Linked DNA regions of Homo sapiens: region 2 is linked to region 1. A link is an interaction called in ENCODE POLR2A ChIA-PET data of the cell type or tissue named here. Cell type or tissue: IMR-90. All regions are shown on one strand. Links, peaks and the distances in the headings refer to the core of each region. The heading gives the core; the rest is flanking DNA. Region 1 overlaps SLC44A3-AS1 (SLC44A3 antisense RNA 1). Region 2 overlaps SLC44A3-AS1 (SLC44A3 antisense RNA 1).

Evidence for each region. Peaks named below come from ENCODE experiments on the same cell type or tissue, not always from the same donor. Only the 100,000 strongest peaks of a DNase experiment are listed, where the experiment ranks them.
Region 2: POLR2A ChIA-PET joins it to region 1 with 15 read pairs; 1 of 35 experiments calls an interaction of 5 or more read pairs at or near these places.

The regions. Positions count from the first base shown.
Region 1 is chr1:94,656,857-94,672,683 of GRCh38, forward strand. The region is part of intron 3 of SLC44A3-AS1 (SLC44A3 antisense RNA 1); the gene reads right to left. Among named protein-coding and RNA genes, the nearest start is that of MIR378G, 81 kb to the right of the region's middle. RefSeq lists enhancers at 2,451-2,969, 4,447-5,252, 11,323-12,080. In IMR-90, for the core only: no CTCF peak of the experiment used is centred there; no DNase peak of the experiment used is centred there; H3K27ac peaks cover 226 bases.
Region 2 is chr1:94,750,267-94,766,093 of GRCh38, forward strand. The region is part of intron 1 of SLC44A3-AS1 (SLC44A3 antisense RNA 1); the gene reads right to left. Among named protein-coding and RNA genes, the nearest start is that of MIR378G, 12 kb to the left of the region's middle. RefSeq lists an enhancer at 7,727-8,021. In IMR-90, for the core only: no CTCF peak of the experiment used is centred there; a DNase peak (open chromatin) is centred at 5,595; H3K27ac peaks cover 1,999 bases.

The sequences.
Region 1 (15,827 bases), core at 7,662-11,661:
AGCCACCATGCCCAACCTCAAGTCTTTTCTGATCCTAACATTCTGGGACCTAATCACTTCAAAGGAGACATGCCATTTCCAGCTGAGGCCCCAAGAGGAATGTTTTATGGTGGACAACTCTGAGGGCTGGCATGGGGCCTGGAGAGGGAATGGAAAGGAAGAAGGGAGCTGATGGGAGGTCCACAAGGACTTTTGTTGAATGGTGGGGAGGGGGCAAGGCAGAAAGCAACTTATGGCATGATTCTACCCAGAGACAGCCCAGCCTTTGAAAACTTGCCTCGCCCAGAGTGAGAAAGATTTAAACAACACACACACACCCACACACACACCCACATACGCCCCCCCATCATACATATATTCCATGCATTTCTTAATTAAGGGAATGCTAACATTTCTTTAAAGTACAGTTCTTAAAATGATATTTGGAGACCACATTCTTTAACTTGTGAGAATATACCTCCAACCTCTTAATAAAATTGTGATTAAAAAAAACTTTCTCTAATTGTGGCTAAATTTGATGTCATTGATTAAAATGTATGCCAATTTGCAACATTAATAACCTTGTTGCTATGCCTGTTCTACCAAAACCCTTTTCCTAGTATTTCTTACATCACCACACATCTGAAAAAGTTTCTTTCATGCGCGTCCGTGTGAAGAGACCACCAAACAGGCTTTGTGTGAGCAACATGGCTGTTTATTTCACCTGGGTGCAGGCGGGCTGAGTCCGAAAAGAGAGTCAGCGAAGGGAGATAGGGGTGGGGCCGTTTTATAGGATTTGGGAAGGTAATGGAAAATTACAGTCAAAGGGGGTTGTTCTCTGGTGGGCAGGGGCGGGGGTCACAAGGTGCTCAGTGGGGGAGCTTCTGAGCCAGGAGAAGGAAATTCACAGGGTTAATCACTCAGTGAAGGTGGGGCAGGAACAAATCACAATGGTGGAATGTCATCAGTTAAGGTGGGGCAGGGCCTTTTCACTTCTTTTGTGATTCTTCAGTTACTTCAGGCCATCTGGGCATATACGTGCAAGTCACAGGGGATGCGATGGCTTGGCTTGTGCTCAGAGGCCTGACAGTTTCCACTGGGCTTCTCCCCTCCAAAGAGTTCCTGGGATGGCCTTGGGATCCACGTGGTGGGAATCAGCCCACAGGTGGGGGAGGGGAAGGTGCTCTTCACCTGTGTTGCATCAGCAGCGTGAGCTGCTGCTATCAAGTGTTGAAAAGAATGTGAGACAAAAAGAGATAATATTTGAAATGGAAAGAAAATAGTATTACTAAGCCAAGTGATCAAATATTGCCAATTTTGCTTGCCAGCTATCATGAACTGATAACAAATTAGCAAAAGGCCAAACTTACATGCACGAAGTTGTCCTAAGCAGTGGCCAGATCCAGACATAACACATATCTCTAGATATCATTCATGGCTTACAAGCTTTGTAGTCTTTGCCCTGTGATGAGGCTATCCTCCCAGCGGGGTAGGAGGAAATGATTCCTTGTGCTCTAGCTGGTTGTAGTGGCTTATACTCTGGCCAGGAGGTCAGAAAACTGTCACAGAACCAACTCTACTCATTATTTGCTGTGTGCTTTGGCCAAGTCTCCTAACTCATTGGAGTCTGTATTTCTTTATCTCTGAAATGACAGCAACACTCAACACACGTTGACTGAGGACAGACTGTATGCTAGTCTGAACTATGTGTGAGTGAACACATAGTCATCACTTCCATGAGAGTGGAATAGTCGATATAAAACTCAGTACCACATGTGAGTGACTCCAAATATTACAGCATCCTCATTTGCTAAATGAACTCTTAAGAAAAGGTTTTTACTTTTATATTTGTTGATATTAAAATATATCAGGATGTTAATTAAATAGACAAATGTCTGTGCATAATAATGTGTTATTTTAATTACTTATAGGTAAAATCACATGCTATTCATTAATTTGTAAATCTTGATTAAAATGTTGAGTTTTCATTATATATTTAAAAATCACAGCCAGGCACAGTGGCTCACGCCTGTAATCCCAGAACTTTGGGAGGCCAAAGAGGGCAGGTCACCTGAGGTCAGGAGGTCAAGACCAGCCTGGCCAACATGGTGAAACCCCGTCTCTACTAAAAATATTTTTTTAAAAATTAGCCAGACATGGTGGTGGGGACCTGTAATCCCAGCTACTCAGGAGGCTGAGGCAGAAGAATTGCTTGAACCCAGGAGATGGAGGTTGCAGTGAGTTGACACGGTGCCACTGCACTCCAGTCTGGGTGAGATAGTGAGACTCCGTCCCAAAAAAAAAAAAAAAAAAAAAAAAAAAAATCACATCATGTTTATAATGCAGAAATACTGCCTTTACCCACTCACAATGCAATACTTTTAATCAAATTCTTCCAGTGCACTTTTGATATCAGTGTTTTGACATTCCCTATGGCCAGTCTTCAAGCCCATTTTTCAGAGCACAGCATCTTCATATTCATCTGGATTGCTTGAGATTCAGCACTTCTTGAATCTAAATATGATGTTGTCATTGAAAATTATACCTCATGCCATGATAGTTTTTTCCCTATTTGTGATCTCATAAGATAACTGTCACGCCTCTGAGCCCAAGCTAAGTCATCATATCCCCAATGACCTGCATGTATACATCCAGATGGCCTGAAGCAACTGAAGATCCACAAAAGAAGTGAAAATAGCCTTAACTGATGACATTCCACCATTGTGATTTGTTTCTGCCCCACCCTAACTGATCAATGTACTTTGTAATCTCCCCCACCCTTAAGAAGGTTCTTTGCAATTCTCCCCACCCTTAAGAAGGTTCTTTGCAATTCTCCCCACCCTTAAGAAGGTTCTTTGTAATTCTCCCCACCCTTGAGAATGTACTTTGTGAGATCCACGCCCTGACCCCAAAACATTGCTCCTAACTCCACCGCCTATCCCAAAACCTATAAGAACCGATGATAATCCCACCACCCTTTGCTGACTCTCTTTTCGGACTCAGCCTGCCTGCACCCAGGTGAAATAAACAGCATTTTTGCTCACACAAAGCCTGTTTCTATGCAGCCACAAAAATTGATGAGTTCATGTCCTTTGTAGGGACATGGATGAAGCTGGAAACCATCATTCTCAGCAAACTATCTCAAGGACAAAAACCCAAACACCGCTTGTTCTCGCTCATAGGTGGGAATTGAACAATAAGAACACATGGACACAGGAAGGGGAACATCACACACCGGGGACTGTTGTGGGGTGGGGGGAGGGGGGAGGGATAGCATTAGGAGATGTACCTAATGCTAAATGACGAGTTAATGGGTGCAGCACACTAACATGGCACATGTATACATATGTAACAAACCTGCATGTTGTGCACATGTACCCTAAAACTTAAAGTATAATAATAATAAAATAAAATTAAAAAAGAAAAGCCTGTTTGGTGGTCTCTTCACATGGACACGTGAGACAATAACCACATATCCTTCAAGTATGGTATATTAATAATGTTGACTTTCAACATGATCTTTATATGGTTTGTTTACTGTGACCTCCAACACTCAACAATTGAGAGGTCAGAGCCTCAGGAATAATTGCCAAACGTGTCAGATTTCTTTGCCACTTTTTTTCCTGTATTACCAGTAGTCTTCCATAAGATCCCACATTAGCATTACTTTAGATGGCTTAAGACTAACATATGTTCATCAAAAACAAGGTTGGTGTCTGAAATAAAGTGATTGAATGCTTTGTGTTCTGTAAAGACTCTACTATAAGATGACTCCAACAGATAATTTTGAGGAGAAAAGGCATAATTATATGTGATAATTATAATAAAGGCTAGAGGGCATTAATAGCTCCAGATGAAAAGTGTTCAGAGATAAGAGAGAGTATAGACTAGCTATATGTTTAATCATTGAGTTGTTCATTTTTCTTAACCTCTTTACCTAGAAAATAAGGCCAATCAACAATACCTCAGAATGTTGCTAGGAGGAGTAAATGAGGTTATAAATTCTAGCATAGTGCCTGGCTTGAAGGTGTACTTAGGGTGAGGGCCATCATTCCCTGAGTTCTTCCAGCTCTGCTCCCACTTGTGACTTTATGGGATGTTAAAGGAAAAGGAACAGGGGCAGGACAAGACAGGAACAAAGTATCTTTGCCCATTGTTCAGCTGAGACAGATTAGAGTTTTTCCAAAGGTGCTTTCCCAAGAACCAAAGGAAAACTAAGACCTAAAGACACAAAGACTGTAGTTACAGAGCCCCTCCCCAGATCTCAGTGTCATTGTTCCTTTCTGCATCCTTCAGTCCTGTGGCATTTTCCTCTGCTAGTCTCACTTGTACATGCAGCCACTATGGAATGCTGGGGCCATGTGAGAGGAGGGGATTTGCATAACAGTAGAAAACCACTGGGATTTGGAGTAGGGTGAACTGACTTTAAGTCAGCCTCTACCTTTCACTGGCTTTAAGATTTTGCAAATGTCCATTTGCCTCTCCAAGTCCCAGTTTCTTTATCCTTATGTAAACAAAAAAGTGAGACAGATCTCAATCAATTTATTTTGTCAAGGTTAAGGACATTTGCAGAAGAAATAAAGACAGAGTCACAGAAAGAGGAGAAAGGCCTGTGCCTTTCTCCAAAGATGATTTTGAGGGCTTCAATATTTAAAGGGGAAAAGTGGGCTGGAGGGGAAAGAGGGAGGGTATGGTAATCCAAGGGAGGGTATGGTAATTCAAGAGAAAAGGAACAGATAGGGGAATAGTCAATTATGTATTTGTTTTGTGCTCAGTAAATTGGCACTTTGCATAAGACAAGGCTAACATAGAATAACTCTGTGGAGATATTTAACCTCTTATCTGTAGATATCTGCTTAGGAACAAAAGGAAAGTCAGCTTCTTGCATAACTCAGCTTTCAGCTTAATTTTTTTCCTTTGGCATACTGAATTGAGGTCTCGAATTTTTATTTTCCTTTCACATTTCTCCACCCTTTTCTTTTTAAAAGCTTTCAGAGAAAGCATTTTAGAAGAAAGTGAGTCTCTGGTATTGGGTTTTATCTGATGTCTGATGGCAAGGACAGTTTATTCCTAGACGGATAGGTCCCAAGTTGTTAGGCAAGCTCACCTTTAGTAAGTTGTGAAGCCTTACATCCCACAAAGGAAAAAAAAAACATAGGAGAGGGAAGAGAGAAAGAAAACAACAAACAAACAAAAAAGGAGAACAATCCTGGAAACCTGATATAGGCCATATTACTCTGAAGTCCATACATCAGTAGGCAGGTATGAAAGTGTTTTATCTATATAAACAGGATGCTATTATTTTCTTCCAAAGTTTAAGTTGTCTAGCTTCAGTTTGTATGGCATTTAAAAAAGCACAGTTTAGTTTTTCGTGATTTTCAAATCAGGAAAAATGGGGAAAAAAGGAAAAGAAGGAAACAAATTGAAAACATTATTTTGGAGACTTGTAGCCAGAAAAAATTTTAGAATTCAGTCCAAATTGTAGAAAACAATAAAAATTAAAAAGCCTTAGGCAAGGTTAGAATCTAATAACAGGTGTACACAGTTTATTTGGAAACATAACTTTTCTCTCTCCAATTCCCCAATTTTATTAAAGACAAAATCGTAGTAGGACCAATTTATTTGTAAAATAAGTTTTAGTTCTATTATACTTGCCTTAATTATTTGCATAAATTGCAGCAAGAATAATCACTTGTCATATAGGCTGTCTCTCTTTTTTTTAAATTGGCTTTGCTGTAACCTTTTTCATAAGGAGTCTAAGATTAGACCTTCTTAAAAGCCTTGAGCCCAGCCTGCAGATACCTGTGTGAATTGGGTGAATTTCTCTCTTTTTAAGGTGCCAAGAAAACTTGGGGTTCCTAGGCCTGCCAGAAAGTGACATTCTTCACTTAACACAGGTCAGGACCCTGTAAAGAACAATGTATAAAGCCAGTTTTTCAAGGGGCTTTTATCAGCTCTGTAGGTCAGCCTCCCTTTCTCAAGGCAATCTGAAAATGCCATTTCAGTCAAGGCCTTGGTAAAACAACCAGTGTCTCCAATTATGCCCTCTTATAAAAGAAAACAGATCCTTATTGAACTTATGCAAATAATTATTTTGTCATAAATTAAGAATACTCAAAAAATAGTTTCCAAATTTTGGAGAAATTAGGTTGAGGGAAAGGATATGTTTTTAATTTTGCTCATAAGAGCATACTTTACTCAGTTGTTAAAAGCTGCAAATAGCTTAAAAGAAGAGAAAGTTTTCTTGACTTTGAAGAACAAAACAAAAAGAATCAGCAAATGTTTTAAACAAAAAGTCATAAAAGATTATTTCAATCTTCAGTTAGTTCAGTCCATTCAATTAACTCCTGTTCTGCTCGATATTGGATCAACAATCCTCATGAATACATCAGACCTCCCTGAGAGTCCTGGAAGTTTTTCTCTATTCCAATGGCACAATCTCTCAATTTACCAGAAACCTATATTTAAGAGTACTCCTCAGAGTTCTATAGCTGATTATAAACGGCCCTATAAAAGGATCAAAGTAGGCCAGGCGTGGTGGCTCACACCTGTAATCCCAGCACTTCGGGAGGCCGAGGCGGGTGGATCACCTGAGGTTGGGAGTTCGAGACCAGCCTGACCAATATGGAGAAACCCTGTCTCTACTAAAAATACAAAATTAGCCAGGCATGGTGGTGCATGCCTGTAATCCCAGCTACTCGGGAGGCTGAGGCAGGAGAAGCACTTGAACCCGGGAGGCGGAGGTTGCGGTGAGCCGAGATCGTGCCATTGCACTCCAGCCTGGGCAACAAGAGTGAACTCCGTCTCGGGAAAAAAAAAAAAAAAAAAAAAGGATCAAAGTAAATCACAGATGACAAAGATCTTAGACCAGTCATGGTTAAAGACACAATTGACAAAAAAATTGTTTACTTCTGTGGCATACAAAGTTTTACATAATCGTCATAATTACTACTACTGATAACATATACTAAGACATATCAGAATCACAGGATTCTCATATAATTTTGGAACAAACACTAATAGCACATTTATGTAAATATTATCCAAAGAAGATTAAATACCATTTTGTATTTGACAATGCTTCCTTTATTATTTTATTGTACCAAATAAACCAAATACATTTCTTTTGGACTTCATGAGACCTAATATCAAAACATTAATGAGGTCAAAAGGACTGAATTTAGAATATGATTTTGGAAAGTTTGTCAAATATCTAAAGTTTAAAACACTTGATATCACAAAATAGGATCGCAGGTCATTATAAAGACAGTCATTCATTTAGCCAAAGTGATAACTCGAAGATTTCAAAAAAAGGCAAAAACCTTTATTCTTTGAGAGAGGAGACTTACTTCCCCAAACAATAAGCCCTGACAAAGACAGCATGAGGCCAATTAAATGTCTCACAAATCTTATAAACAAATCTATTAAATTTTAATCACTTGACTATAACATATAATTTCTATAAACTTTTTTATAATATTTTACAATTTTTTAAATTAAAGTGTTAGTTAATACTCCAAGAAAATCTTGTTAATCTGACACAGGGGCCCAGATGCTGGCCTTGCATCCATGTAACGTTGATATTAATGTTTAATTCATAGAGAAACTTTAAACTAATTTTATTTCTCAAAATCAGCCCTACAATCTCATGTGCCTGTCTCTTCTGTGGTAGTCCCAGGGCCTAGAAGGGTTAAATAGTTTTAATTTCTGGCTCTGTGTCTCATGAACAGTTTATTTTGATAGTCGTCTTCTCCTGGGTTGGCAAATAAGGCTTTAACTGCTGTCAGTGTTTAAGATTTAACAGGATCTGGAGTCCTCTCTAGATCCAAAAGTAAAAGCCCTGTAACTTAACAGCACAGGACTTCAAAAGCAACACAGAGAGTTACATGGATATAATAACCTTAATGTTTTTAAATCTTGGTTTTCCTAGGACTTGCATTAGTTAGACATAGGAAGAGTAGGTCCTGGGTCATAAGTGAAAGTTTTCAATTTCATAGAAGAATTTAAAGCCAAGAGCACAGAATGTTATATTGGAAGAAAATATTTCCTTTAGACCATTTAGATAAAACATTTTTAGTATCAGGACACAATGGAAGTTAGAACCTGAGGAAAAAAATTACAAGAGCTGACGAAAAAGTTGAAGGAGAACATTATTGTCTCAGGCCTTCTCAAAGGGAAGAGAAAACTGAAAATAATGACATGCAATAAAAGTTGAACTTTTGGGTTAAAAAAGTTAAAAGCTCTTATAATTTTATTAAGATTAAATCAATACCTTCAGATAAATTTGTTGTTCCAACCAACTCTTTAATTTGTTAGTGTATTGTTAAATACCAAAGAATATTATAATTTCCTTTTAATTATAGCCAATTTGATCACATAAAGTTCTTTTTAATAAATTCTCTTTTCACAACCCTTATTCCAACTTGCACAAACATTTATGACATGCTTAGATGTCCTGTCTTATCCTAAATATCACTCTTTCTTAAATAACCAGTTATTTTATTTTAGGTCAAAAAATTTACCATACAAGATCCTTTCTCATATAAAATGATTTTCCTTTTAATCTTTCTTACCCCAAATACCTCTTTATATGTATAACTTTCTTTACATCTCTCTTATTTACTGGTTCCCTTTAGCTTGTTTTATAAACAACCTTTAAATAACTTTTGAGTTAGACAAAAATTGTTTCCTTTTAATAAGAACACATTGTTTTTTAGAAAAATGATTTTCTATAATTTTTATTTAAAAAATTGGAAATGACCCAGGTATTTAATTAATATATATTATTTAATTTAACTTTAGGTTCTAAATTATATGACAAGTTTATTTACAAGCATTTATTCTATTACATTTGCCTATTTAATTTGTTTAAATAGTTGATCTAGATTACATATGAAAACTGTGATGGTCATCATTTAGAGTTATTTCCCTGTTAACAATTTTTATAGGCTGTGAATTTCAGGTGTTTACTTAAGTAAGAATATTAAGGTTAAATAAATGTTTTGGGTTTTTTTTGGTCAATAACTCAGGATTTAGCTATTTTCATTAAACCAACAATATTAAATGCTTTATTTATCGAAAAGTTACACAAATATAATTCTCTTTTGGGCTACATTTATAGCTTTACAACCCTCATGCCAAATCTTGACACCTTATAGTATTTAAGAGAAAAAAATATAAAATTGCTTGACCAATAAATCTAAACAATAATGTATGTTGGCGATTCTGAACACATTTCTAATTTTATTTTACCAATAATTTTAAAGCCAGTTTATTTATTAAAACTCTACTTAAGTCACATTAACTTGAAAAGCAACTGGGCTTATTTACTGAATTTGTGAGTTCTCCTTTATTTTTAAGCCAGTTTGGTACCTTGTGGCCATAAACATAACAATACACATGTAGGTATACATAAACACACCTAAGCCCACACACACTCATACAAATAAAGATCCTATAGCTTTTACTTCAGAACTCTAGCCATGAGATACCAATACAAACTTAACCAGTTTACCAAAAAACAGTTGGATGCGAACATGGTTTTTCTCTCAACATCAGTAGAAAGGTCCTCTGAACTAGAAAAAAATTTACATTTTCTTAAGCAAAAACCACATCCTCATGTTTTTATAAACTTCCCCAAAAACACATCATACTATCCTACTAATCTAACTTTTAGTAACTCTAATTCCCAGTAAAAAACCTAGGATTACTTAATTTAACTTAACATGCCTTTAAGATTTTAAATTATTGGAGAGGATTTTGAGACAAAATTTACCAAATTAATCTTACCAAAGATTACTAAAGTCATGTGAACTGAAAAGCCTCTGAGCTAGCTTCTATTAAGTTGATGAACACTGACTTTTCTTTAAGCCAATTAATTAGAGCTCTTTCACATAATTGATAGTGAAATATTATTTCCACATGAGACATAGGAACATATAGACATAATAGACACCCAGACAGAGGCAGATCTTACAGATTTAAAAGTTCTCATTTGCCTGTTTTCAAAACTTTTCTCTATTTTAGACTGTTAATCTCATGATTATCTGTTCCATGTCCTGAACAATTGTTAATGAGGCAACTGTAAATTTGCATCCCAAAGACATGACTTAGGTGAAACAGTGTAGAAAATGTACATCTCAAAGGCACACGCTTAGATCTAAACAAAGGCAATGTCTTTTATGTGAACTTCAAGCCATTGTAGGGACCCAGAAGCTCTTACTAAGTGGAGATTTCCTGTAAAGATGTAAATTTCCTTTGCAAAGAATTTTATTAAAGTGACTCAGTTTGATAGGTGTTATTTTCAATTTAGCTTGATTAGATTACTAGCTTTATGGTAGATCCCTTTAAGGAATAGGGCCAAGAAAGCCTGTACAATTTTCTTAATTTAAATGTACAAAGAAATAAGTAGCCCCCTGTAGTAATGACCATTTCCTATAAACTGTCCTTAGCCATCCCTAAGATTGTGGTTCTCTGCCACCACTACACACACCAAGGCCAAATTCTCTCACAGTACAAGGTAATCTCTGGTACCCCCACCAAAGACAAAGACATCAGGTAATGCAATACAAGAAAGCAGAGCTTTAGACCTGAGAAAAATCTGCCCGTGACTTTTGAAACTCCACAAAGAAAGCAGGACACCCCGAAAAAGGGTGAGTGGCACCTTTATTCTGAGTTCTTTAAAGGGTCTGATTAGAAGCCTTCTCTATGTTTTGTTTTGAATTTGCTTGGTACCAAAGATGGCAAAAGGGGAAGGAGGAATAGAATGGAAGAAAAGTAAACAAAAGAACAATCTTTTAAGAAAGGAAGTGAACAGAGAACCTGTTTGAGTAGGTAGTTAGGCAGACATAAGCAAGGCAGGGCAGTGCCCTACCCCTCAACCAGGACTGCCAGGAGACTGTCAAGTGATGGTCAGGCAGTTATTAAACTGTCTGTCCAAAACAATTGGTCAAAGCCAGCAGCAGGGAAAGGTGGTCTCCCAATAGATAGAAAACACCTGAAGCTGGTGATCAGCTGCTGTCAATAAGATCTCAGGAGCTGGGTGAGTGGAGTCAAGCATGCGCATGCTAAGAGGCAAAATGGCAGTTTAGCTGGGATATGACCTTCCTCTAGGAACACTCTACTGGTAAGAGAACAACGCCTCAAGTGAGCATGCGCAAAAATTCAGCAAACACACTGTGGCTGGGGCCCCTCCCAAGTTCTGGGAGGCCGCTGCACATGTGGACGTCCCATCCCAAAGGAAGAATCAGGGCAGAAGAGACACAAGAGCCCGGAAGCATGCCAACATAAAAAAACCCAAGTTTACATTTGGATCTCTCAAGTTGTCCTCTTGGCCCTCTTCCAAGCGTACTTTACTTCCTTTCATTCCTGCTCTAATACTTTTTAATAAACTTTCACTCTTGCTTTATAACTTGCCGTGGTCTCTCATTCTGCCTTATGCCCCTCAGACGAATTCTTTCCTCTGAGGAGGCAAGAATCAAGTTGCTGCATACTCATATAGATTTGCTGCTGCTAACGAAACCAAGCGTATGATTCTTTCTTCTTTTTTGCAGCTGTGAGGAGTTTTAGCCAATTCAAAAACATTGTTCACCATAACTTGAAATTCTCATTTGGATTTGACCAAATAAGGTAGAGTTGGTCGAATCCAATGTGAGAAAGACTAAAATAATAAGGAAACAACAAAACAACAACAACAACAACAAAACCAATGCGATTACTGAGCACTTTAGTGTTAAAAGGAAATTAAGATCAGCTGGTTGTCAATCTTAACTCTTAGTCATTAAGCAGGATTTTCAAGACAAAACTCCAATTCAGCTACTTACCTAGGAGTGGCGCCCAGGCTCAATACTCCTCTCTACCATTTTAGAAGCAGTAAAATACTCAAACTCACCTTCCCTGTTGGATACAAGCTGAAACTCCAGAAAGGAGTTGCCTGCCATCCATTGTCATGGAAACAGGAAAACTCGCCTTTTTTGTTGGAAGTGAGTAAAACTCCAGAAAAGGAGTTGTACTTCAAAATAAACCTTAGATCTCAACCAAATTTGGGGTGATCAGGGATTCTCCAGAGGGAGTTGCTCCCAGACCTCAGAAAATTGTCTTATCTTTGAGCAACAAAGATAACCTAGGCTGGAACCAAGTACTGGTAAGAGATTTGTCAAAGGTCAGGGGCACCTCCTCTCAGAGTCCCTTCCGTCAGCCGCCAATTTGTAAGCCAAAAAATATCTGAGACAGGTCTCAATCAATTTAGAAGTTTATTTTGTCAAGGTTAAGGACATGCCCAGAATAAATAAAGACAGAGCCACAGAAATAGTCTGTGGTCTGTGCCTTTCTCCAAAGGTGATTTTGAGGACATCAATATTTAAAGGGAAAAAGTGGACTGGAGGGGAAAGAGGAAGGGTATGGTAATCCCTATATTGCAAGAGAAAAGGAGCAGGTAGAGGAATAGTCAATTATGTATTCATCTTGTGCTCAGTAAATTGGCACTTTTCATAAGATAAAGTGAACATAGACTAACTGCCTGTGGAGATATTTAACCTCTTATCTGCAGCTATCTGCTCAGAAACAAAAAGAAAGGCAGCTTCTTGCATGACTCAGCTTTTAGCTTAATTTTTTTTCCTTTGGCATAGTGAATTGAGATCCTGAGTTTTTATTTTCCTTTCACACATATAATGGGGACAAATGTCTTGGAGAAATTTTGAAGATTCTTCTCTCGGAAGATTAGATTGATCATATATCCAAAGTATTCAGTACAGAGACTGGCCAGTAAACAACTGTTAAGTCCTTTCTATTCTTTTGTGTATTTCCTAGAGTGGGCAAAGAATGGAGGGGACAGGTGGTCCATTTCCCTTTTTCTAGGGTAGCTTAGCAAGACACTAGTCATAGCAATAACTCTGAACCACTCCGTTTCCTTTTCTTAGTGAAGGTTTAAATTTTGTTTGAATTTTACTAAAAGAAATGCCTTGTCAAGGATGACTTCCAGAACTAGGGTTGGCTGCTTTGATTAACATCTGCTCTGGAAAAAGCACCCACCTCAAGTTCAAAGTCATTCCCTGCTCTTTGGAGAAGATAAAGTAAGCACATGTCTTCTCTCACCAGCACAAGGAAAACTTCTCCAGGTAGAGGAAGGGTGAAGACCTCATCCTTCAATCTTTGCTTCTTGAACCACCTTCACAGATTTCACAGGGGCTAAAAAAGTCTATCTTCTCCCAGGTCAGCAAAGAAAAGCAGCATCCTTTCTCTTCTGTAGTCAACCTTCATTCAGGCTTAATGGAGTGAAAAAAATTATAACCCTCTTCTCAGAGAGGACTGTCTTTGTTAAAGAAAAGACCCTGATAAACATCTGGGGTTAGAAGGTGAGACCCTGAATCATGACTTAGCTGAAGACAAGCTCATTAGAAGATAATTAAACTTTTCTGAATTAGAATTCAATGGAACTTGAACAGAAAAGATTTATTGGGAGGGTGATGGAGAAAGAAGAAAGATGGCAAGCCACGTGGTTGAGAGGCCAAAAAACTGCTAAGAACAAGGAGGTCTGCTTCAGATTCCAAAGTCATTTGCTCTGTTCTGATGTAACTATCTCCACAGCTTCCTAACCCCTTCAGGACAGTCTGCTTTACAGGCATTCACATTGAGTACGAGTGGCTTTTTTAGTGGAAGTCAAGTGTATAGGCCAAGTCCCACATGTGGGTCACTTTGATGTAAAACAAAGACAACATCTACAGACTGAAGAGCTGAGTCAGAAACTGAACTAATTCAGTGGAAGCAGGAACTCAAAAGCCAAGGCTGACAACAAGCAAGTCTTTTTAGAATTTGTGGATATTGTAGGGGTGATTTTTCTTGTCCACAGGTCTTTGAATTGGTATTTGAGCCCATCTTTATGCATCTTATAGGACAAGGTAGGATTCTCTGGGTGCCATGTATGTGGCATATCCTAGACAAACTCAGCTAGTTCATCCTAGCATCTTTGGGATCTGCCTTGCCTCAGGAGTATCTGCTCCTAAGGCAGTGAGGCTCTCTACTGTGTAAGTGTGAAAATAACCATTATCTTGTTATAGAACCAAACTGGGGTCCATTGGCTCAGCACAGTAAGACCAGATACCCACACCAAGGTTCATAGCAGGAAAAAGGAAGGTATTTATTTGCAGGGTGCCAGGCAAGGAGGATCGAGCAGCTAATGCTTAAGTCCCAGCCTTCCCCATATGGCTTGTAGGTAAAGATTTTTAAAGGCAGGCATAAATTTCAGGAAAGCAGAAGTTACAGACAAAACCACAAATCAATACTGATTTAGCTAAGTCTCTGAACACCCGCATATTGATTTTGGCCGAAAAGGGTGGGATATGTTGAAGCAGGGGGCTCACAGGTCATAGTTAGATTCAAAGATTTTCTGTAATTGGTTAAAGAAGAGAAGTTTTGTTTAAAAATTTGGGGTCAGTGCAAAAGAATGTTACTCTGGTTGGTTATGACTTCCTCCAGGCCTCTCAGAAAGAAATTTAGAACAAAGAACAGTGCTGAGTTCAGTCCCCAATTCCCCCTTATCTGAGGTCTACATGCAAGAAGATCCATGTGGTGGGGGGTCCCAGTTTCTGAGAAGCAACTCAGAGACATGGTAAGATGTTATCTTTAGTTTTTGTAGGGGAACGAAACATTCTGTGATTCTAGCTTCCCTGGCTATTGTTTTAAGCTACTGTTACCTTCTTGCTTTTCAAGTTGCTTATTTACTTCTCAGAACTAGCTAGGTGCCTAGAATTTCCCTTGAAGGAACTCAGGATCTTCCTTTCTTTCCATGTTTGGGGTTGGGGCTAGGGAAGAGGTCCTTAAGAGGAATTCTCTAATCCATCTCAATCTTCTCCCATAGCCTGTCTCTCTCCCAGTTCAGAGTTTTAGGACCAGAAGGAGGAATTCTTCTCCAATTTCTCTTTCCTTCTTTCTGGGTCTCCAATCTTCCTCAGACTTTATGCCACCACTAGAGATGAAGGTAGCTCACCCCAGGTGGTGGTTCTCACTGCTGTCCGCAGTGGGTGTTCAGAGACTTAGCTTCCACCTTCAAGATATACAGAAAGAGTCCCACAGATGTTTAATGGCAGATCCCACTGAGGTAGCCCCAGGGCCTTTGCTGCCCATCTTTGGTGGGACCCACTCACCTCCACCTGTTCTGTTCATGCTTCCCAGACCCTCTCCCAGGGTTGGTGAGATCCTCCTGTTAACCACAGCATTCTCCCTTACCAGTTGGCCAAAAGAAGTGTGTGGGACGTCTATTGGGCGGTCACCACTCTCCCCTGCCAGGGACAGTATCTTCTGGCTTCTGCATATCAGATCATATCTCCAATCAGATGCCTGATTCCTGACTAGGGCCTTTATTTCTTCCAGACATTCCAGTGGGTTGGCAGAAGTCACCATGTTGCCTGTAGGAACTTCAGTCTTAGGCCCAGCCTTTGTCTTTTCTGTGGCCACTCCTGACCTCCCTTTATCAGTTGCTTTCTTGGAGGAATATTTAATAGAGAAGAGCCAGGGACCCCCAGGCTCAGGGGCTCCATCTGCCTTGTCTCTCAGAGCCTCAGCTACCTCTCTTGGCTGCCAGTTTGGCCTCTTGTCAGTATCCTACAGAATTTCTGCCTCCAAGGTCTTCTGACCTCCCCTGCTCTGTTTTTCTGAGGTGTCCCCCAACCCCTGGCTTTCCTTATCAGGGCCTTTTGTTTTTTGGCTACACTATTGGTTTGAGCCATTGCTGGACTTACGGGAACAGGAAGACAACAGGCGAGAAAGCCCTAGGTTTTAACTTCCCCCAGCAATGTATTCCTTCCATGCCCAGCCACTGGGCATTTGTAAAGTACCCAGAGCCTGGTCATGGC
Region 2 (15,827 bases), core at 3,934-7,933, 90 kb after region 1:
AGGAAGGAAAGGAAAAGAAAAGAAGGCCCGGGCATGGTGGCTCACACCTGTAATCCCAGCACTTTGGGAGGCCCAGGTGAGCAGATCACCTGAAATCAGGAGCATGATTCAGGAGCATAATTCAGGAGCATAAATCAGGAGCATAATTCCAAATGCTGAAATGCCAAAAAATCAAAATCCTGAAAATGTAATTCTGGAAAAAATAATTTTTAAAAATTCTTTAATAATATTTATGTTTTAAAAGGGTCTTTGTTTGAGAAATATACCAGAACACTTCATAGGCCACTTTACAAAATGAAATAGGCAATAATAACTATATGTTTTTCAAGCATAAACACTAGATATACTAACAACAGTTGCACAGATATAACAGTTATAAGCAGATGAACTGTATTCACAAAGAAATAGGTCAAAAGCAAAATGTATAAATGTAGATCACTATGGTTGGTAATTGTGTGCACCCATGTTTATAATTTCAGTTATCTGAAATACTGTGACAGATGACCTATGTCGTTTGATAAGATGAATCAAAAACTGCAATGGGTCACCACTGCATATGCAGTCGTGCAAAGAGCCTAGATCTCAAAAAATTTTACCTTTCACAAATGCAGTTGTATGAAGAGGAAATATCTTCACTTATTGAGAAAGCTTTGGTGTTTTTACATACAAGCACAATGGTTACACACAATCAGTGTTGTGATAATGCACTTTTGGGAAGTCAAATTTGCAAAAAAAATGCATAAAACAAATCAAAACTCTCCAAAAGTCTTTACATGGTTTATACCTCTAGTATTAGAAATGATGCAAAGAGAAATACTTAGCATAGCAAATTGTAAAAAATAATGCTGATACTTTAAAATAGTGGGGGAAAAGTAAGAAAAAAACTAAAAAACTAAAAAGAAAATTCAGCATATTAAAAATATATTACAAGGGTAGATTGTGGGCAATTGCACACACGTAGTCCATAAGAACAGGCCAACTTTCATGATCATTAACTATTTTCTGAAGTCTTGCATTGTGATGAATAGCTGCTTTTCATCTTTTAGGGCATGGCTCTCCTCAAAGAATAAGTTCACATTCATTTTCTTTTTTTTTATTATTATACTTTTAAGTTCTAGGGCACATGTGCACAACGTGCAGGTTTGTTACATAGGTATACATGTGCCATGTTGGTTTGCTGCACCCATTAACTCGTCATTTACATTAGGTATATCTCCTAATGCTATCCTTCCCCCCTCTCCCCACCCCATGACAGGCTCCCATGTGTGATGTTCCCCGCCCTCTGTCCAAGTGTTCTCATTGTTCAATTCCCATCTATGAGTGAGAACATGCAGTATTTGGTTTTCTGTCCTCGCGATAGTTTGCTCAGAATGATGGTTTCCAGCTTAATCCATGTCTCTACAGAGGACATGAACTCATCCTTTTTTATGGCTGCATAATATTCCATGGTGTATATGTGCCACATTTTCTTAATCCAGTCTATCATTGATTGACATTTGGGTTGGTTCCAAGTCTTTGCTATTGAGAATAGTGCCGCAATAAACATACATGTGCATGTGTCTTTACGGCAGCATGATTTAAAATTCTCTGGGTATATACCCAGTAATGGGATGGCTGGGGTCAAATGGTATTTCTAGTTCTAGATCCTTGAGGAATCGCCACACTGTCTTCCACAATGGTTGAACTAGTTTACAGTCCCACCAACGGTGTAAAAGTGTTCCTATTTCTCTACATCCTCGCCAGCACCTGTTGTTTCCTGACTTTTTAATGACCGCCATTCTAACTGGTATGAGATGGTATCTCATTGTGGTTTTGATTTGCATTTCTCTGATGACCAGTGATGATGAGCATTTTTTCATGTGTCTTTTGGCTGCATAAATGTCTTCTGTTGAGGAGTGTCTGTTCATATCCTTTGCCCACTTTTTGATGGGGTTGTTTGTTTTTTTCTTGTAAATTTGTTTGAGTTCATTGTAGATTCTGGATATTAGCCCTTTGTCAGATGAGTAGATTGCAAAAATTTTCTCCCATTCTGAAGGTTGCCTGTTCACTCTGATGGTAGTTTCTTTTGCTGTGCAGAAGCTCTTTAGTTTCATTAGATCCCATTTGTCAATTTTGGCTTTTGTTGCCATTGCTTTTTGTGTTTTAGATGTGAAGTCCTTGCCCATGCCTATGTCCTGAATGGTATAGCCTAGGTTTTCTTCTAGGGTTTTTATGGTTTTAGTCTAACATTTAAGTCTTTAATCCATCTTGAATTAATTTTTGTATAAGATGTAAGGAAGGGATCCAGTTTCAGTTCTCTACATATGGCTAGCCAGTTTTCCCAGCACCATTTATTAAATAGGGAATCATTTCCCCATTTCTTGTTTTTGTCAGGTTTGTCAAAGATCAGATGGTTGTAGATATGCGGCATTATTTCTGAGGGCTCTCTTCTGTTCCATTGGTCTATATCTCTGTTTTGGTACCAGTACCATGCTGTTTTGGTGACTGTAGCCTTGTAGTATAATTTGAAGTCAGGTAGCGTGATGCCTCCAGCTTTGTTCTTTTGGCTTAGGATTGACTTGGCAATGCGGGCTCTTTTTTGGTTCCATATGAACTTTAAAGTAGTTTTTTGCAATTCTGTGAAGAAAGTCATTGGTAGCTTGATGGGGATGGCATTGAATCTATAAATTACCTTGGGCAGTATGAGTCTTGCTCTGTCGCCCAGGCTGGAGTGCAGTGGCACGACCTCAGCTCACTGCAACCTCCGCCTCCTGGGTTCAAGCAACTCTCCTGCCTCAGCCTCCAAGTAGCTGGGACTACAGGCACACGTTACCATGCTCGGCTAATTTTTTGTATTTTTAATACAGACGGGGTTTCACGGTGTTAGCCAGGATAGTCTCGATCTCCTGACCTTGTGATCCACCCGCCTTAGCCTCCCACACTGCTGAGATTACATGAGTGAGCCACAGCACCCAGCCAGGATGGTGACTTTTCTAAATTATTTTGTGCTAGAAGTTCTTTATGCTCTACATTTCAAATATTCTGCCGTATACTTAGAACAGATGAGAGCTTTGGTCCAATCAAACATGCTGATTGACAGACAGGACACAGTGAACCTGCACACGGTGCTCTGTTTCCATTTGCCCTCTGTTTCATTATTCTACTTCTCTTCCAAAGCCTGGCTCTATGTTCCTTCCTTTGTGATTCTCCCCTCTCAGAATGAATCACTCCGTGCTTCCTTGGTCGCATAGTGTACATTTCTTTTAAGAGTTAATTGAATTTTTTAAGGTCAGACATGTAGTCCTTAAATATGGGCCTGTCCTAGTCACTAGAAAGCAAGCTCTTTGTGGACAAAGTCTGTCAGTTTTTTAAGAGCTTGCAGTAAGTGCCTTTATGAAGTGGCTGCCCAGCCCATAATACCCTCCTCTGAGAACTGCCTGCTCTGTCCACAGCAGCATGCTCCTTTCAGCACCTATGCTTGAGCTATAAGATCTTGTTCTCTGAGCTGGGCCAGAGTCTCTTCCCCAGAATTTGGAATTGGGGTAGAGCCATGATCTGGCTGTCTCTTGGCCCCTTGCCCTGCACACAGGCCATTCAGGCACTGTCGGGTGGCTGACCTGGTGAAGGTCAGCATGCAGGGAGAGAAGGCAGCCAACTCAGGGAGAAGCAGAGCAGGAAACAAACAACACTCTCAGGACTCCGGACACACCTCAGTCACCCTCTGCCTTGGGTGGCCTGAGATTCCCCTAATCCCTTCCAAACATCCTTTCTTTTCTGCCAAAGCTCTTTTGAAGTGGCATTCTGTTATAAGCCACCTGAAGAGATTTAATTTTAATACTTACACGACCACAAACCAACTTATACCTACTATTTTCAGTATTCTTATTTTATATTTATGCTTATTTTAATTATTCAGAATTCCTTTGTGAATTTAGTACAGCCATTTCCAATGGCAAATCCACATCAACTGCTTCTGTTTTTCCTTAAAGTAACAGCAATGCTGTCTTTTCTTGTCAGAGTGGAAACCACTGACGGAGGATGAGCTGAGCTGGATTTCCAGTAAGAGGGAGGAAAGGAGGCATCTCTTCCTATCTTGAGACATTGAGGCAAATATTTACACTTAGAAACGAAACCCATCCTGAAGATAAAATGTCTCAAAATTTCCCCATTTGGAATTGTTTTCTTATATTTTATCTAAATTCTACAGACCTTAACTCCAGTTAAAATCAGAAAAAATCAGAAATCTAGAGAAAATCAGAAAACAGTTGTTATTGGTCTCTCACATACATACAAGCTATCATTAAGGTGCTGTTTAACCCTTTGTTTCCTAGGCTAAATAACCCCATTCTTGGCCTTCACCCTTCATCGTCTTTTTGGCATGACCCAGACTGGAATCCAGTTTGCTCTTCCATTCCCTGCTGCTTGCATCCTGCTTGATTTCCACATTAAAACAGGATGTTGATAAACCTTCTCTTTCCTCCTCCCAAATGTCTTTAGTCACTTCTCTGCCCTCCCCTCCGTTCTCTCTGTCACTTCCAAAGTTCAAGCGCTCATGAACTCTTGCCTGTGTTTTATAACTAACACCTCTGCTCTCTCCTGTCTTCCTGCATCCCACATAGAACTGCTGACAAAGATGCCCTCCTTCACCAATGCGTTTTTCTAATGCCTAGTCATGATTATAACATTCCCTTGCTCAAAACCCTTCCCTCTTGCATATAAAATAAAGTCTCAGCTCTGTAGTCTTGCATTCACCCCACATTCTGCATCAGCTGGTCCAATTAATCTCCCACTACACTACCTTTGTGCTTCCTATGGTCCAATCAAGCATGCTGATTGACAGACAAGACACAGTGAATCTGCACACGGTGCTCTGTTTCCATTTGCCCTCTGCTGACTTTCATTATTCTACTTCTCTTCCAAAGCGTGGCTCTATGTTCCTTGCTTTGTGATTCTCCCCTCTCAGAATGAATCACTCTGTGCTTCCTTGGTCACACAGTGTATACTTCTTTTAAGAGTTAATTGGAATTTTGGCTGGGCGTGGTGGCTCATGCCTGTAATCCCAGCACTTTGGAAGTCTGAGGCAGGTGGATCACAAGGTCAGGAGTTTGAGACCAGCCTGACCAACATGGTGAAACCCTGTCTCTACTAAAAACACAAAAATTAGCCAGGCGTGGTAGCATGCACCTGTAATCCCAGCTACTCAGGAGGCTGAAGCAGGAGAATCACTTGTACCTGGGAGGTGGAGGTTGCAGTGAGCCGAGATCGCGCCATTGCACTCCAGCCTGGGTGACAGAGTGATACTCTGTCTCAAAAAAAAAAAAAAAAAAAAAAAGAGTTAACCAAAATTTTTAAGGTCAGACATGCAGTCCTTAGATATGGGCCTGTCCTCTTCACTAGAAAGCAAGCTCTCTGTGGACAAAGCTGGGCCCTATACCGCCCAGTAAGCTCCAGGTCCCTAATGTAATGTATGGCAGGCAGTGTGTGATCTGTGAATACTGGTTGAATCAAGTTTGAAAAAACATACGTATCTGCAGGCAAGCTGTGGGTCTACACGGTTTACTCTGGTCATGTGACTACTATTTCAGAAGATCCATGAGGTCAAATGACTCAGCAAAATTTTGCAGGCCAAATAACAGGAAATCCGAACTTCAAAAGCACACTCCATTACCACTGATCTAAAACACATGTGCCTGGAGATCCAGTGCTGGAGCTGGGGAGATTTTCTACAGCACACACCAACCGACTGCCCGCAGCCTGATACTGGGCCTCCAGGAGGGACTGATAAACCACAGGCTCCTCCGGTGTCTGGTCCCCCAGCAAGGGCACTTGCAAAGCCTGCAGATCCCTAAGCATGCATACAGAGCTTTGCCTCCCTTTTCCAAGAATTCTGTCCGCCTAGACTTTCCAGATCATCAAGACCTGCCCCTACAGACACTCAAATTTTTAAAAGTAAAATCTATTTTGATAAAACATATTCCAAAAGGAATACAATCCCACAATTCCCCACCTCCTTAAGACCTCTTCTTGATAGATCCAGGCTGACATCAGATATATTAATTGCTGTCTTTCGCACAGGATTGCCCATCCTACTACTGGAGAGGTAAAAATCATTGTGCCCTCAAATAAAAATTACCACAATAATAATAGCCAACATTTATGAGCACTTTCTATGTACCCAGCACACTAAGAGTTACTCTGCATATATTGTTTCATTTTTGCTTCGCAATATCCCTAAAAGGTAGGTGTTATTTTTCCCATCAGTTTCCAGATGAGAAAACCAAAAAGCAGTGAGGTTAAGTTACTTGCCCAAGGTTGCAAATTAAATAATGGAGACAGGCCCTAACCGAGGCCGTTGGGCCCCCAAGCCCACACAGGTAAGCCCTCCACTCTGCTGCCTCCCTAGGTACAATGAGCCTGAGGTACAATGACCAGCTGGTCCCAGGACTTTGCAGGCTTTAGCACCATGAAACACCAGGAAAAGCTGAGAGTTGATCATCCTCGCTTGAAAGCTGGAAAGCACTCCGCTAGAACCCTTGGCTTTTATAGGCCCTGTGCTCCTCTCCAATGGTCCATCCCTATCCGTTGAGGATGGGGAAGGAGGCCCTTTCCCAAGCAAGTCAAACTGGTTAAGTCCAGGTCTCTCTCTGCAAGGTCAAAAAGAGACACAGGGGCTCCCTAAGACAATTAATAATGCAGCTCTTTGGCCGGGCACGGTGGTTCACACCTGTAATCCCAGCACTTTGGGAGGCCAAGACGGGCGGATCACAAGGTCAGGAGATCGAGACCATCCTGGCTAACACAGTGAAACCCTGTCTCTACTAAAAATACAAAAAAATTAGCCAGGTACGGTGGCAGGCGCCTGTAGTCCCAGCTACTCAGGAGGCTGAGGCAGGAGAATGGCGTGAACCCGGGAGGTGGAGCTTGCAGTGAGCCGAGATCATGCCACTGCACTCCAGCCTGGGCGACAGAGCGAGACTCTGTCTCAAAAAAAAAAAAAAAAAAAAAAATAATAATAATAATAATAATAATAATGCAGCTCTTCTTTAAAGCATATTTGTTCAATACTAGTGGGAGTGAGAAACTTCTATGAGTAAAAATCATGCTTTTTCTTTATATTCAAAATGAGAGAATAGTTGTATACACTTATTATGGGCAATTTTCTAAACCATTCTATGTATATTAAGGCATGTTAAAGAGCTAATTATTTAGATAACGAAAGGGAAAGGAAACCCCTCCTTCCCAAGAAGCAGCATGGCACCATGCATTATTTGGTGTCACCTGTCAGCAAACCACAATGTGACTCTAGTCTCCGGTGTGGATGCAGGTCTCGGGGCTGAGGCTCTGCCTGCAGTTGTGCCCCATTATTTGTTTGGAAATGTCACAAATAGGAATGCTTCCATGAGAACCCTGACACCAGGAACTTAAAGGAACTGCTTACTTGCACAGGAACAGCTCTAGGCAGAAACCTGAGTTAACTGACACTGCGTTTCCAGTTTATTCCAGTGTGGTTTTAGTGCTCCTTCAAAACTAGTATCCCAAGCAGTGTCCATAAGCCCCAGAGACTCCCTCTTTAATTTGCCTGGGTCTGCTGGCCTGAGAAAAGTAACCGGGCTTTGTCACCAGTCTTTTCCTCAAAGACCTTTTCTGAAATCATCTGTGGTTGGGGAGGCTGAGGTTAATGGCAGTCTGGTCCCCAGAAAAGTGGGGCTGCTGTCTTTGGAGAGTGTTGCTTCCATATGACATTAAGTGCTCCTTTGAGAGTTCAAGGTTAACTTCCAGACAAAACAAACAAGGCTTTCTGCCTTGTTTGCATCTGCACAAGCTGGGACATTGTCTTGGCAGGAAGACTCAACGGTTTAGGGAAGGACAACAGGCAGAGGAAAGCTGATCAGCCTAATGGTAAGATTGGCCCTGCTCTGTCTCCCAGTGGCTCTCTGTTTATCTTGGACTCGCTTAGCAACGTCCAACAGGCTGGACGGAGCCATTCCCTGGAGGGTTCCTTGAGCCTACGCATCTCACAAGCCTCCCCCAGAGGGATTCCGCAGTTCCAAGAAGGGCAATGGCGTTTGAGGGGGCAGCTGGGTTACTCTTCAATGAACTAAACGACTCCTTTAGAAACTACAGACCAAATAGTATGAGGGTGCCTGAAAAGAGGAGTAATAAACAACAACAAAAATATGTTCCATGGAAAATTATAAAGGCATTTTTAAAGGACCCTGGGGCTCACATTTCTGTTCATTTTATTTTATTTTTAAAATTTTTTCCTTAAATTTAACTATTTAGGAAATTGATTTTTAAAACCACAAGGTCAAGATATTTTCCTCCTTCAAAACCAAAACCGAACCTAGTCTGTTTTCTTTCAAAGGAAGTTCACAGCATCTCCGTGGAGAGAAGTGGTCACCTTGCACAGGCATCTCAGTGCTACTTTGTCTCAATCTCCATACACAAAACAAAAGAGAAAAACCTGCTCACAGAATCTAATTTATAAGAATATAAAAAGAAGATGCAGACCAAAGAGGATAGCCTCAGAAATATTAAGCTGTTTTCAAAGTAATAAAATCTCATGTCAAACTAATAAGATCAAAACCAATCACAACTTCAGAGTTCACTTGTGTAAAGGATTTAGCTCCAAAGCATTGATGACATCTTTAAAGTTAAAATATACCCAGCTGCATGGAGTGGCTCACGCCTGTAATCCCAGCACTTTGGGAGGTTGGAGCTGGCAGATCACTTGAGCTCAGGAGTTTAAGACCAGCCTGGGCAACACGGCAAAACCCCATCTCTACTAAAAATACAAAATTTAGCCAGGCATGCACACCAGTAGTCCCAGCTACTCAGGAGGCTGAGGCACGAGGATCACTTGAACCCAGGAGGCAGAGGTTGCAGTGAGTCAAGATCATGCCACTGCACTCCTGCCTAGGCTACACAGCGAGATTCTGTCTCAAAAAAATAAAATAAAATAAAAATAAAGTTAAAATATATAGAATTGATGGCCTCTTGCACATGGACATACAGAGAAAAATCTCTAAAAGCCTTGTTCTTTGGCCCTTTGCATTCAGTTTAAAGCAAATTAGATACAGTAGAGACTCATTCACATATTGTTTACATATTGCAAACTTTCCTACTCTCTAAAATGTATTTGCAATCCCAAAATCTATACTTGTGGTCCTTTCAAGGTCATTAGCAAACACACACCAAGCAGCAAAAAATTTCAGTTACCCATCACACTCCTTCCTAGTTGATCTTAAACAAGAAAATTCTCTGCCTTCTTGTTTCAGCTGTCATACTGTAAACTGGGATCCTTTTCACAGTCTATTTAGTGCAAGCTTTTTCATATTTCTGTGCTTTTTCTTGGTGATTTTGCTGCTTAAAAGTGTCTCCAAAAAAAAAAAAGCCTAATTCATAGCAACAGAGAACAAAATGGTAATTGCCAGGGGTGGGGGACAAGGAGCAGGGCAAATGAGAAGACATTGGTCAAAGAGCACACATTTTCAGTTATAAGAGAACAGGTAAGTTCTGTGGATTCAATGTACAGCATAGGTAATGACAGATGTATTAATTTTGTTTTGGTAAGCATACACAAGCTTCAGTAGCCAATTTGTTTAAGTGGAAGAAAGGATATCAGTGATTGAAGATCAAATTAATGAAATAGAGAGAGAAGACAAGATTAGAGAAAAAAGGGTGAAAAGAAACAAACAAAGCCTCCAAGAAATATGGGACTATGTGAAAAGACCAACTCTACGTTTGATTGGTGTATCTGAAAGTGACAGGGAGAATGGAACTAAGTTAGAAAACACTCTTCAGGATATTATCCAGGAGAACTTCTCCAACCTAGCAAGGCAGGCCAATATTCAAATTCAGGAAATACAGAGAACACCACAAAGATACTCAAGAAGAGCAACCCCAAGACACATAATTGTCAGATTCACCAAGGTTGAAATGAAGGAAAAAATGTTAAGGGCAGCCAGAGAGAAAGGTCGGGTTACCCACAAAGAGAAGCCCATCAGACTAACAGCGGATTTCTCGGCAGAAACTCTACAAGCCAGAAGAGAGTGGGGGCCAATATTCAACATTTTTAAAGAAAAGAATTTTCAACCCAGAATTTCATATCCAGCCAAACTAATCTTCATAAGTGAAGGAGAAATAAAATCCTTTACAGACAAGCAAACACTGAGAGATTTTGTCACCATCAGGCCTGCCTTACAAGAGCTCCTGAAGGAAGCACTAAACATGGAAAGGAACAACTGGTACCAGCCACTGCAAAAACATGCCAAATTGTAAAGACCATTGATGCTAGGAAGAAACTGCATCAACTAATGGGCAAAATAACCAGCTAACATCATAATGATAGCATCAAATTCACACATAACAATATTAACTTTAAATGTAAATGGGCTAAATGCTCCAATTAAAAGACACAGACTGGCAAATTGGATAAAGAGTCAAGTCAAGACCCATCAGTGTGCTGTATTCAGGAAACCCATCTCACGTGCAGAGACACACATAGGCTCAAAATAAAGGGATGGAGGAAGATCTACCAAGCAAATGGAAAACAAAAAAAGGCAGGGGTTGCAATCCTAGTCTCTGTTAAAACAGACTTTAAACCAACAAAGATCAAAAGAGACAAGGAAGGCCATTACATAATGGGAAAGGGATCAATTCAACAAGAAGAGCTAGCTATCCTAAATATATATGCATCCAATACAGGAGCACACAGATTCATAAAGCAAGTCCTTAGAGACCTACAAAGAGACTTAGACTCCCACACAATAATAATGGGAGACTTTAACAGCCCACTGTCAATATTATACAGATCAACAAGACAGAAGGTTAACAAGGATATCCAAGACTTGAACTCAGCTCTGCACCAAGCAGACCTAATAGACATCTACAGAACTCTTCACCCCAAGTCAACAAAGTATACATTCTTCTCAGCACCACATCACACTTATTCCAAAACTGACCACATAGTTGGAAGTAAAGCACTCTTCAGCAAATGTAAAAGAATAGAAATCACAACAAACTGTCTCTCAAACCACAATGCAATCAAATTAGAACTAAGAATTAAGAAACTCACTCAAAACCGCACAACTACATGGAAACTGAACAACCTGTTCCTGAATGACTATTGGGTAAATAACAAAATGAAGGCAGAAATAAAGATGTTCTGTGAAACCAATGAGAACAAAGACACAATATACCAGAATCTCTGGGACACATTTAAAGCAGGGTGTAGAGGGAAATTTATAGCACTGAATGCCCACAAGAGAAAGCAGGAAAGATATAAAATTGACACCCTAACATCACAATTAAAAGAACTAGAGAAGCAAGAGCAAACACATTCAAAAGCTAGCAGAAGGCAAGAAATAACTAAGATCAGAGCAGAATTGAAGGAGATAGAGACACAAAAAAAAGCTTCAAAAAATCAATGAATCCAGGAGCTGATTTTTTGAAAAGATCAACAAAATTGATAGACTGCTAGCAAGACTAATAAGAAAAGAGAGAAGAATCAAATAGACACAATAAAAAATGATAAAGGTGATATCACCAACGATCCCACAGAAATACAAACTGCCATCAGAGAATACTATAAACACCTCTATGCAAATAAACTAAAAAATCTAAAGAAATGGATAAATTCCTGGACACATACACCCTCCCAAGATTAAATCAGGAGGAAGTTGAATCCTTGAATAAACCAAAAACAGGCTCTGAAATTGAGGCAATAATTAATAGCGTACGAATCAAAAAAAGTCCAGGAACAGATGGATTCATAGCCAAATTCTACCAGAGGTACAAAGAGGAGATGGTACCATTCCTTTTGAAACTATTCCAATCAACAGAAAAAGAGGGAATCCTCCCTAACTCATTTCTTGAGGCCAGTACCATCCTGACACCAAAGCCTGGCAGAGACACAACAAAAAAAGAGAATTTTAGACCAATACCCCTGATGAACATCAATGTGAAAATCCTCAATAAAATACTGGCAAACCAAATCCAGCAGCACATCAAAAATCTTATCCACCACGATCAAGTCGGCTTCATCCCTGGGTTGCAAGGCTGGTTCAACATACGCAAATAAAGGTAATCCATCACATAAACAGAACCAACAAGAAAAACCACATGATAATCTCAATAGATGCAGAAAAGGCCTTTGACAAAATTCAACAGCACCTCATGCTAAAAACTCTGAATAAACTAGGTATTGATGGAACGTATCTCAAAATAATAAGAGCTATTTATGACAAACCCACAGCCAATATCATAAAGAATGGGCAAAAACTGGAAGCATTCCCTTTGAAAACTGGCACAAGACAGGGATGCCCTCTCTCACCACTCCTATTCAACATAGTGTTGGAAGTTCTGACCAGGGCAATCAGGAAGGAGAAAGAAATAAAGGGTATTCAATTAGGAAAAGAGGAAGTCAAATTGTCCCTGTTTGCAGATAACATGATTGTATATTTAGAAAACCCTATCATCTCATCTGTATATCTCCTTAAGCTGATAAGCAACTTCAGCAAAATCTCAGGATACAAAATCAACATGCAAAAATCACAAGCACTCCTATACACCAATAACAGACGAACAGAGAGCCAAATCATGAGTGAACTCCCATTCACAATTGCTACAAAGAGAATAAAATACCTAGGAATCCAACTTACAATGGATGTGAAGGACCTCTTAAAGGAGAACTACAAACCACTGCTCAACAAAATAAAAGAGGACACAAACAAATGGAAGAACATTCCATACTCATGGATAGGAAGAATCAATATCGTGAAAATGGCCATACTGCCCAAGGTAATTTATAGATTCAATGCCATCCCCATCAAGCTACCAATGACTTTCTTCACAGAATTGGAAAAAACTACTTTAAAGTTCATATGGAACCAAAAAAGAGCCCACATTGTCAAGACAATCCTAAGCAAAAAGAACAAAGCTGGAGACATCACGCTACCTGACTTCAAACTATACCACAAGTCTACAGTAACCAAAACAGGATGGTACTGTCACCAAAAGAAAGATATAGACCAATGGAACAGAACAGAGGCCTTAGAAATAACACCACACATTTACAACCATCTGATCTTTGACAAACCTGACAAAAACAAGAAATGGGGAAAGGATTCTCTGTTTAATAAATGCTGGGAAAACTGACTAGCCATATGTAGAGAGCTGAAACTGGATCCCTTCCTTACATCTTATACAAAAATTAATTCAAGATGGATTAAAGACTTAAATGTTAGACTAAAACCATAAAAACCCTAGAAGAAAACCTAAGCAATACCATTCAGGACATAGGCATGAACAAGGACTTCATGACTAAAACACCAAAAGCAATGGCAACAAAAGCCAAAATTGACAAATGGGATCTAATCAAACTAAAGAGCTTCTGCACAGCAAAAGAAACTACCGTCAGAGTAAATAGGCAACCTATAGAATGGGAGAAAATTTTTGCAATCTATCCATCTGATAAAGGGCTAATATCCAGAATCTACAAAGAACTTAAATAAATTTACAAGAAAAAACCAACCCCATCAAAATTGGGCAAAGGATATGAACAGACACTTCTCAAAAGAAGACATGTATATGCAGCCAACAGACACATGAAGAAATGCTCATCAGAGAAATGCAAATCAAAACCACAATGAGATACCATTTCACACCAGTTAGAATGGCGGTCATTAAAAAGTCAGGAAACAACAGATGCTAGAGAAGATGTGGAGAAATTGGAATGCTTTTACACTGTTGGTGGGAGTGTAAACTAGTTCAACCATTGTGGAAGACAGTGTGGCGATTCCTCAAGGATCTAGAACTAGAAATACCATTTGACACAGCGATCTCATTACTGGGTATATACCCAAAGGATTATAAATCATGCTACTCTAAAGACACATGCACACGTATGTTTATTGTGGCAGTATTCACAATAGCAAAAACTTTGGAACCAACCCAAATGTCCATCAATGATGGACTGGGTTAAGAAAATGTGGCATATATACACCATGGAATACTATGCAGCCATAAAAAAGGATGAGTTCATGTCCTTTGCAGGGACATGGATGAAGGTGGAAACCATCATTCTGAGCAAACTATCACAAGGACAGAAAACCAAACACCGTGTGTTCTCACTCATAGGTGGGAATTGAACAATGAGAACACTTGGACACAGGGTGGGGAACATCACACACAGGGGCCTGTCATGGGGTGGGGAGTAGGGGGAGGGATAGCATTAGGAGAAATACCTAATGTAAATGACGAGTTAATGGGTGCAGCAAACCAACATGGCACATGTATACCTATGTAACAAGCCTGCGCATTGTGTACATGTACCCTAGAACTTAAAGTATAATTTAAAAAAAGAAAAAAAAGTAAGTCAGATTACATAACCCTCTAATCAAAAGCTCAACAGCTTCCCATTTCACTATACAATTTGCTCCCATCTCCTAAAACGTCTGTCCTCACTTCCTACTATCCTTCCCCTCACTGACTCCCTTAGGTCCCACTAGAAGTGTTCCTAATACACACTGGGTCTCCTTCAAGTCCTTACTCAAATGTCACCTTGTGCATGAGGACCTCCCTAGTCACACTGTCACCCTGTCCTGCTTTATCTTCCTCCATAGCACTCCTCACCACTCAACATCATCTTAATTATTTACCTGGTTTATTTCTTGCCACTCCATACCACCACCTCCCTCACACACAGACAGTCCCACAGAACACATAGTCAATTGTTAGCTACATGAGGACAGGGATCTCTGCCGGTTTTACTCACTGTTGCATTCTTACTGTCTTAAACAGTACCTTGTTGGCACATTGAAGTTCATTTATAAACATTTGTTGAATACATGAATGGGAATAAATACTTTAGTTGAAGTAATATCATCTAGGGAGCCATGGGAGAATTTGAATCCAGGTCTTTTGCTCTAGCTTTTCTACCAAGTAATATCCATTAAAATATTTTCAGCTATAATAATAGAATACCCAAATAAAATAATGAAGATAAAGTACTATCTTACAAAACAAGATATTCTGAGGTAGGTGTTTTCATGGTTGATTACTTCAGTAGCCCAGTGATGGTATCAAGGCCCTAGGTGGGTTTTTTGTTTTTGTTTTCTTACCTTTTCTCATTGCCATCCTTACTTATTGTAGCATGTTGTATTTCTCAAAAAATGCCACACCTACATATTTATCTCATCGCACATAATTTTCACACAATGTGACTGGCAACTGACACTCCTCCCATTAAGGGAAGGGTCTGTGTTCTCTCTTCTCAAATCTAGGCAGGGGATTGTGACTGTCCCAGTCAATGGAGTGGGGCAGAAGTGATGCTATGTGACTCTTGAGGGTAGATCACAGAAAGGATACAGCTTCCACCTGGCTCTCTGTTTTCAGATGCTTGCCTCTGGAACTCAACCACCATGTTGTGAGGAAATCCAGGACACATGGAGAAGCCAACATAGAGAAAAGCTAAGGCCTCCCTCCAACGGGGAGCATCAGCTTGTCTGCCATGGAGTTAGCTATCTTGGAAGTGAGTCCTTCAGCCCCAGTCAAGCCTTCAGATAGTTACAGCTCCAGCCAACATGTGATTGTAACTTCATGAGAAATCTCCAAGCCAGAACTGCTCTCAAATTCCTGACTCACAGAAATCATGGGAGATTATTATTATTGTTGTTTTAAGCCACTACATTTTGGAGTAATTTGTCAGAGAGCATTGGATAAATAACATACTTTGCATATTGTCCTTGGGTTTATCCCTTCATAGTTAAAGCATGGCTTCTTTAGCTCCTGATAGCACATCATCTTTTCAGGTAAATACAACAATATTTTGGATACAGAATTCAATT